Linked DNA regions of Homo sapiens: region 1 is linked to region 2. A link is an interaction called in ENCODE POLR2A ChIA-PET data of the cell type or tissue named here. Cell type or tissue: OCI-LY7. All regions are shown on one strand. Each heading gives the region's core, and the rest is flanking DNA. Links, peaks and the distances in the headings are about the cores only.

Region 1 (4,394 bases), core at 233-4,232, 81 kb after region 2:
CTGGTGTCTTGATCTTGGACTTCCCAGACTTCAGAACAGTGAGAATTTAAATTTCTATTGTTTATAAATTACCCAGTGTGTGGTATTTTGTTATAGCAACACAGACTAAGACAATAAGCTCTAGGAGTTGTCAAATGCCTATATATTTTGTTGGGGTCTCCTGGAGGGATTTCCAACGCATCCACCCTATTTGCCCTTTGTGGCCCCATGAGTCATCCTTTCATGAAGTGAAAAGATACATCTCTTATAGTCATGCCATATTTTTCATTCCAAGTTTTACGGTTTATGTCAATATGTATTATGTATGAAAAACAAACTAGCTTTTTGTCAAATGCTGCCAAAATGTAGCATCTCAATGTCTGGCATAAGAAAAGAAAGACACAAATGGTGATTGTGATGCTGGCAAACCAATGCACAACGTAGCCAAAATACATGTCATATTTAATGTGGGACTAAAAACTCACCTTCAGGAAGACTTTCACCTTGAAATCTGGTGATGTGTGGAACAGATGTTTTAATTTAGCTAAAATTATTTGCATAATCGATTTAACACATGGTTTATCAAACCTGCCAAAGAGCAGGTGACAATATGGAATTAATATGATTACTAATTTGACACATCATTGAGATTAATTTGACCTTTCTCGATCTCAGAATACCTAGAGGTCTTCACAGACAGGAATAGTGTGCTATGAAATGCAGTCTAAAATCCACCATCTTAGCATCATAAAGTAAGCAACCACTTTGCTCAGTCTGGCCTCATGTTTCTATTCCTTTTCTTTCCATCTCTTCTCTAAATGGAAAGGAAGGCAATGAGTGAATATTGGGGAACATATCTGATTCACAGTGTTCAAAATTTTATGAAAAGTAATTGATCTAACGTGCCTCTGATACTAGATGTGGTACTGCCTTCTCCCTGGTCTGTTGATTTATCCTTGAATCTAGACTCAAAGGATATCACCTTTGAGAATTAATTGGCTTAAGCCTTTAGCTTTAAGTCTAAAGACTCAAAATAATGACTTTTTTTTTTTTTTGCGATGGAGTTTCACTCTTGTCACCAGTTGTCACCCAGGCTGAAGTGCAATGGCATGATCTCGGCTCACTGCCACCTCCACGTCCTGGGTTCAAGCAATTTTCCTGCCTCAGCCTCCCAAGTAGCTGGGAATACAGGTGCACACCACCACACCGGGCTAATTTTTGTATTTTTAGTAGAGATGGGGTTTCACCATGTTGGCCAGGATGGTCTTGAACTCCTGATCTCAGGTGATCTGCCCACCTCGGCGTCCCCAAGTACTGGGATTACAGGCGTGAGCCACCGTGCCCGGCCAAAATAATGACTTTTAAATTGTATATCAGTTTGATTACAATAGTAAATTATTCTATTAGAAATAATAGAAATGTTTATTAATAGGGAATTGATAAAATAAAATAATATCGTATGCGAGTAAAATGCTGTGTGCCCATTTAAATGATGTGGAAAAAGTATATTTAATGATATAAAAACATGTTTGTGATATGTGACATGAAGAAATCATATTGCATCTCTGAAAAATAACAATAAAAACGAGAAATCATATTGCAAATTAGTATGTGCACTATAAGCTTATTTTTATAAGAAAAATTATGTACATATCTAAAAGGATAAATATCAAAACGTTAACCATGGTTATATCTACATGGTAGGATTAAGGCTGATTTATGGTTTTTCTTTTTTATTTATATTTTAAACAATTTTTTAAAACCATGAACATACAATTTTTTGGTGTAATAGAGAAAAAAGTCAATCAAAAAAATATTTGTGAAGTGAGGATGGCAGATTGAATCAGCATCCAATTTTACTCTCTCCCAAAACTCCATTAAAGTTCCTACACACACACACACACACACACACACACACACACACACACAACCATGAAGGAAACAACAGCAAGAATGTTTTGGAAGCTGGAAACATTTTGGAAACTGGTTTGGTAGGCTCGCAAAAGCCTAACCTCAAGGCTGCAGTAGGTAAATGAACCAAGCTGCTTTAGGCTGCAGAATCCTGCCTAGGATTGCCACTGGGGATGGAGATGGGAAGAGGGAAGAGGCAAGGGCACTGAAAGAAGGAGCACTGGGAAAGGTTGTCTGAGAAGCTGCGAGATCTCAAGAGACGGTCTCTCCTTCGTCATTCCTCAGCCCTTGAGCCCCTCATCCTTCACCCAACAGGAGTATGGAAGCTTATTCTCTGTATTATGGACACTAGACACAGTTGGAAGTCTGATCGTCATACGCAAAACAGAAAGAATAAGTGATCTTATGCTCAGCAAATCCCGGCTGCAGAGCCCTCCCTGACCTTTCCACTCAGGTCCAGGACACCAACAGCCAGACTCTGACCCTTCCAGATAAGATATTGGAAATGGCTTCTTCATAAAGGCTAAATTTATGCTTGCCCCTCAAGATTGCAAAATTAAGCAACATATCACTTAAGGACACATATGTAGGTGATATAACCAAAAGAAAAAAAAAAGCAGGGGAATGAATACTCTTGCCCTATGTAATGAGGAGGAAGGGGTTGCACCTGGGGTAATACCTTGGTAATGTTTGATTTTTTTTTTAAAGAACTAGAGTGATAGGAATATAGATAGTATAATAATACATTTTATTATTCTTATTTAAATTTTAGATGTGCATTTTATATATTCTTCCCTACCTATTTTATATTTTACAATTCACAAAATGTTGGTAGGCCAGGCACAGTGGCTCATGCCTATAATCCCAGCACTTTGGCAGGTTGAGGTGAGCAGATTGCTTCAGCCCAGGAGTTTAAGATCAGCCTGGACAACATAGTGAGACCTTGTCTCTACCATAAAAAAAAATAGCTGGATGTGGTGGCACACATCTGTGGTCCCAGCTACTCAGGAGGCTGAGACAGGAGGGTTGCTTGAGCCCAGGAGGTCGATGCTGCAGTAAGCCATGATTGCGCAACTGCACTCCAGGCTGGGCAACAATGCAAGACCCTGTCTCAAAAAAAAAAAAAAAAAAGGAGGCAACCTAAGACCTCTTCCTTTCTGTGTGATTTTCTCCCTTTCTTCTTTTCATCCCTATTATGTTTCTGCTGCTCTTTCATTCCCTTTTTCTTTTCTAGAACTTTATAGAGGTCAAGAGTTCAAGATCAGCTGGGCCAACATGGTGAAACCCTGTCTCTACAAAAAATACAAAAATTAGTCATGCACGGCGGTGCATGCCTGTAATTCCAGCTACTCAAGAGTCTGAGGCAAGAGTTTGAACCCAGCAGGCAGAGGTTGCAGTGAGCCGAGATCGCGCCACTGCACTCCAACCTGGGCAACAGTATGAGACTCTGTCTCAAAAAACAAAAAATAAACAAAAAAACAAAAAAAGAAATGAGATTGGTCAAAAAGGTATGACCTAATGGGAATAGACAGGGGACTCAATCAATGCCTGTCTATTCAGATTCTTCTTGGCTTCACTCTTTCCTCCTGGGTATGGGCCAGGACCCTTTGTGGAAAGGTAGTTGCATGACCTACAATCAAACAAAGTAGGTAAGAGAATTTCTTTATGTCCAGTTCTTACTCAAAAAGGCAGGGGAAGGTTAGAGTAGTATTTTATGTTTTATGGCTGGCTTTGGGGATTTTTGGGTTCTGGTTTTTATGAACCACTTTGCAGAAGAGAAATTCTAGTTTCTGTGGCTTGTCTTGAAGAAGAATGAGAGGTGAAAGACAGGAAAGCAGGAGAGAGCCAGAGGAACTTTGCTTTTGAGGCTGCTTCTGAAGCCTTCACTTGGGGGCATCACTTTCTGAGCCCCCACAGTGTCTTCTGATGAACAGAAATGTTTAATGTTAATGAAGTTTAATTTATTAGTTTTTTAATGGTTAGTGCTTTCTGTAACCTAGGAAATCTTTACCTGTCCCAACATTGCAAAGGCATTCCCCTATGTTTCCTTCTACATATTTTATAGTTTTAGTTTTTACGTCTATGTGTGTGACCCATCTCAAATTAATTTTTATGTATGGTGTGAAGTAGAGATCATGTTTTTTTCCCATGTAGATATTAAGTTGTTCCAGGGCCCCATGTTTTTAAACTAATAGAATGTGCCTCTATCCCTTTATTTGCTCATCATGCAAAAAAAATTCTAAACCTAAACCTGAAATTTTGAAATATGCATCCCTGTCTTCATATCTCACTGCCTCCCTATGACATGGCCAGTAACTTTAAGGACCACCTATTATGACAGCTCCCCACCCCAGATAATTACAAATGATATATTTCTTTAGGATCATATTTTCAGATTAGAGAAAAATAGATTTTGAAAGGAAAAACCTTGGCACTATTATTCTTTGACTGCTCTGCTCTTCCAATGTCTAAGATGTAAATAAAATCAACTATTAAGTTTGGGG
Region 2 (4,394 bases), core at 151-4,150:
TATGAGAATGGACTAATACAGAAAAATAGTACCAAGGAGTGGGGCATTGCTGTAAAGAGACCCAAAAATGTGAAAGCGACTTTGGAACTGGGTAACGGGCACAGGTTGGAAGAGTCTGGAGGGCTCAGAGGACAACAGAAAGATGAGGGAAAGTTTGGAACTTCCTAGAGACTTGTTGAATGGTAGTGACCAAAATGCTGATAGTAATATGGACAGGGAAGGCCAGGCGGAGATGAGGAACTTATTGGGAACTGGAGCAAAGGTCACTTTTGTTGTGCATTTATCAAAGAAGTTGGAGGCATTGTACCCCTGCCCTAGAGATCTGTGGAGCTTTGAACTTGAGAGTGATGATTTAGGGTATCTGACAGAAGAAATTTCTAAGCAGCAAAGCATTCAAGATATGGACTGGCTGCTTCTAACAGCCTATGCCCGTTACAGGAGCAAAGAAATGACCAGAAACTGGAACTTATATTTAAAAGGGACACAGAGTGTAAAAGTTTGGAAAATTTGCAGCCTAGCCATGTGTTAAAAAAGAAAAGCCCTTTTTCAGGGGAAGGATTCAGGCAGGCTGCAGAAATTTGCATAACTGAAAGGAAGGCAAATGCTGATAGCCAAGACAATGGGAAAAGGCCTCAAAGGTATTTCAGATATCTTCCAGGCAGCCCCTCCAATCACAGGCCCAAAGGCCTAGGAGGGAAGAATGGTTTCATGGGCCAGGCCCCAGGGCCCCATCACCTACCCTGTGTAAGCAGGCTTGGGACACTGCTTCTTGCATCTCAGCCATTCCAGTTCCAGCTCCAGTTCCAGCCATGGCTCAAAGTTCCTGCCACTTCAAAGGTTGCAAGCTGTAAGCCTTGGTGGTTTCCACATGGTGTTAAGCCTGTGAGTGCACAGAATGCAAAAGTTGAGGCTTGGAAGCCTCTGCACAGATTTGAAAGGATGTATGGCAAAGCCTGTGTGTCCAGGCAGAAGACTGCCCCAGGAATGGAGCCTTCATAGAGAACGTCTGCAAAGGCAGTGTGGAGGGGAAATGTGGGGTTGTAGCCCCCACACAGAGTCCCCGTTGGGGCATTGCCTAGTAGAGCTATGAGAAGAGGGCCATTGTCCTCCAGACCCCAGAATGGTAAATACAAGGACAGCTTGTACCTTGTGCTTGGAAAAGCTGCAGGCACTCAATGCCAGCCCGTGAAAACAGATGCCAGCCTGTGAAAACAGATGCTGTACCCTGCAAAGCTTCAGAGGCCAAGCTGCCCAAGGCCTTCGGAGTCCACCCCTTGCAGCAGTGTGCCCTGAGACTTCATGTGAGACATGAAGTCAAAAGAGATTATTTTGGAGCTTTAAAATATTTAATGACTGCCCTGCTGGGTTTCAGACTTGTGTGGGGCCTCTGGCCTCTTTTTGGGGGCTGATTTCTCCCTTTTGGAACAGGAGTATTTACCTAATATCTATACCCCCAGTTGTATCTTGGAAGTAACTAACTTGTTTTGATTTTACAGGCTTATTTGTAGAAGGGAGTTGCCTTGTCTCAGATGAGATTTTGGACTTTGGACTTTGGACTTTTGAGTTAATGCTGGAATGAGTTAAGACTTTGGGGGACTGTTGAGAAGGGATGATTGTATTTTGCAGTGTGAGAAGGACATGAGATTTGGAGTAGCCAGAATGATATGGTTTGGATCTGTGTCCCCATCAAATCTCATGTTGAATTGTAATCCCCACCATTGGAGGTGGGGCCTGGTGGAAGGTGATTGGATCATGGGGGTGGAGTTCTCATGAATGGGTTAACATCATCCCCAAGGTGCTGTTCTCATGAAAGTGAGTGAATGAGCTAGCATGAGATCTGGTTGTTCAAAAGTATGTGGCACCTCTCCCCTCTCTTTCTTCCTCCTCCTTCCTCCTCCTCCGGCCACATAAGATGTGTCTGTTTCCCCTTTGCCTTCTGCCATGACTGAGCATTTCCTGAGGCCTTCTGAGAAGCAGAAGCTGCTTGCTTCCTGTACAGCCTGTGAAACTGTGAGCCAATTAACCTTCTTTACTTTTTTGTTTTTGAGATGGAGTCTTGCTCTTTCACCCAGGCTGGAGTGCAGTGGCATGATATTGGCTCACTGAAACCTCTGCACCCCCTACCTCCAAATTCAAGCGATTCTCCTGCGTCAGCTTCTTGAGTAGCTGGGACTACAGGTGCATGGCACCACACCTGGCCAATGTTTGTATTTTTAGTAGAGATGGGGTTTTGCCATGTTGGCCAGGCTGGTCTCAAACTCCTGACCTCAGGCGATCCACCTGCCTCAGCCTCCCAAAGTGCTGGGATTAAAGGCATGAGCCACCAAACCCGGCCTAACCTTCTTTTCTTACAAATTACCGAGTCTCAGGTATTTCTTTACAGTGGTGTAAGAACAGACTAATACGCTTGCTGACAAAAGTATTGTAACTAGTATAGCCATAACAAATTCAAGTCCAAAGAAAGAGAACCGGAAGCCACAAACAATTTAATTTTTTCGGAAGAGTTTAAGTATAAAAGCAAGATAGGCAATAGCTGGCTATGAAAAACACTGGCATGTTGCAAGAAGTTTTAAGTCTATGTTCCAGGTGAGTGGAAATAAAATTGTACTGATACGACTCTCAGGGGCCTTGGGTTAGGATTGGGGAAGTAGAGTTGAAAATTGAAATAATTTAATTTATAGGTAAAACCATCACAGTAGATGAAATTGCCTAGGTTGACTATGTAGAGCTCTGGAGAAGGCTCACATCCAAAGGGCAGTTCTTAAAAGATAAGGCTGTGGCTTAGTAAAGAACATGAAGGAAGAAGAATTAGAGAACTTGGAGGAAATCCAGCATAGTGAAAGGTCACAGAGGCTGGGCATGGTGGCTCATGCCTTTCCAGCACTTTGGGAGGCCAAGGCAGGCAGAACACAAGGTCAGGAGTTCAAGACCAGCCCGGCCAACATGGTGAAACCCCGTCTCTACTAAGAATACAAAAATTAGCCAGGCGTGGTGGCAGGTGCCTGTAATCCCAGCTAGTCGGGAGGCTGAGGCAGGAGAATCGCTTGACCCTGGGAGGTGGAGGTTGCAGTGAGCCGAGATTGCGCCACTGCACTCCAGCCTGGGCAACAGGCAAGACTCCATCTCAAAAAAAAGAAGAAAGAAAAGTCACAGAAACCAAGTGAATAGAGGCTTTTAGAAAGGTAGGAATAGGGAACAGTATAAAATACAGCCCAGTAATATGAGGATGCACATATCAAGTGATACCCGTGCTTCCATATATATACTCTCTGAGATGGCATTTTGTCAGAACTGTCTTGGGTAGGATTTGCCCCCACCTCCCGTCCTGCCCCCATTTTTTTTTTTTTTTTTTGGAGATGGAGTCTTGCTCCGCCACCCAGACTGGGGTGCAGTGATGAGATCTTAGCTCACTGCAAACTCCACCTCCCGGTTCAAGCAATTCTCATGCCTCAGCCACCTGAGTAGTTGGAACTACCGGCATGTGCCACTATCCCCAGCTAATTTTTGTATTTTTTTAGGAGAGACGGGGTTTTGCCATGTTGGCCAGGCTGATCTTGAACTCCTGACCTCTAGTGATCTGCCTGCCTTGGTCTCCCAAGGTGCTGGGATTACAGGTATGAGCCACCGTACCCAGCCCTATTCTTGTTTTAATAACCAAAGCTGCAGTCTTCTACAAGAAATTTCTTACCCAAGAGTTTTTAGAAGTAATTAATAAGTTTATAATAAAATGTAACTCCATGAGCTACTAGGAACTTCTTTCTTATTTGGTATTAACTACCGTTTTCCTTAGCTAACTTAAAAAGTGGCTTCTGGGAAGTTTTTATTTAAACAGAAGTGATAAAGCCTGTACTTGCTAAAAGATGGGACTGCCAGAACCAGTTTTGCTTTGTCAGTTATCTTTTGATATAAGGTATAAGGCAGGGAGCCCCTCTCCTGAGGCTATCAAAATGAGGTTCCAGAAGTGTGTGAGAGTGCAAGGGATTCCACCACACTCATTTCAGGCTTCTGCCATCTTCTCTTGCCAGTCCAGTCATGGCACCAACTGGCTTAGGGAACATGTCAAGAATGAGATGATGGGCTAAGTGCGGTGGCTCACACCTGTAATCCCAGCACTTTGGGAGGCCAAGGTAGGTGGATCACCTGAGGTCAGGAGTTTAAGACCAGCCTGGCCAACATGGTGAAACCCCGCCTCTATTAAAAATACAAAATTTAGCTGAGTGTGGTGGCACTTGCCTATAGTCCCAGATACTAGAGAGGCTGAGACAGGAGGATCGCTTGAACCTGGGAGGCAGAGATTGCAGTGAGCTGAGATCATGCCACTACATTCCAGCCGGGGCAGCAGAGTGAGACCCTGTCTCAAAAAAAAAAAAAGGGGGTGATGGGAAATGGCTGAT

Evidence for each region. ChIA-PET counts read pairs that join two places held together with the same protein. Peaks named below come from ENCODE experiments on the same cell type or tissue, not always from the same donor. Only the 100,000 strongest peaks of a DNase experiment are listed, where the experiment ranks them.
Region 1: POLR2A ChIA-PET joins it to region 2 with 9 read pairs; 2 of 35 experiments call an interaction of 5 or more read pairs at or near these places.

Annotation. Positions count from the first base shown.
Region 1 is chr5:76,934,750-76,939,143 of GRCh38, forward strand. It overlaps a transcript of S100Z not described here. Among named protein-coding and RNA genes, the nearest start is that of CRHBP, 16 kb to the right of the region's middle. In OCI-LY7, for the core only: no CTCF peak of the experiment used is centred there; no DNase peak of the experiment used is centred there.
Region 2 is chr5:76,854,165-76,858,558 of GRCh38, forward strand. All of the region lies in intron 1 of S100Z (S100 calcium binding protein Z), which reads left to right. Among named protein-coding and RNA genes, the nearest start is that of S100Z, 6.3 kb to the left of the region's middle. RefSeq lists an enhancer at 1,844-1,993. In OCI-LY7, for the core only: no CTCF peak of the experiment used is centred there; a DNase peak (open chromatin) is centred at 1,957; H3K4me3 peaks cover 343 bases; H3K27ac peaks cover 720 bases.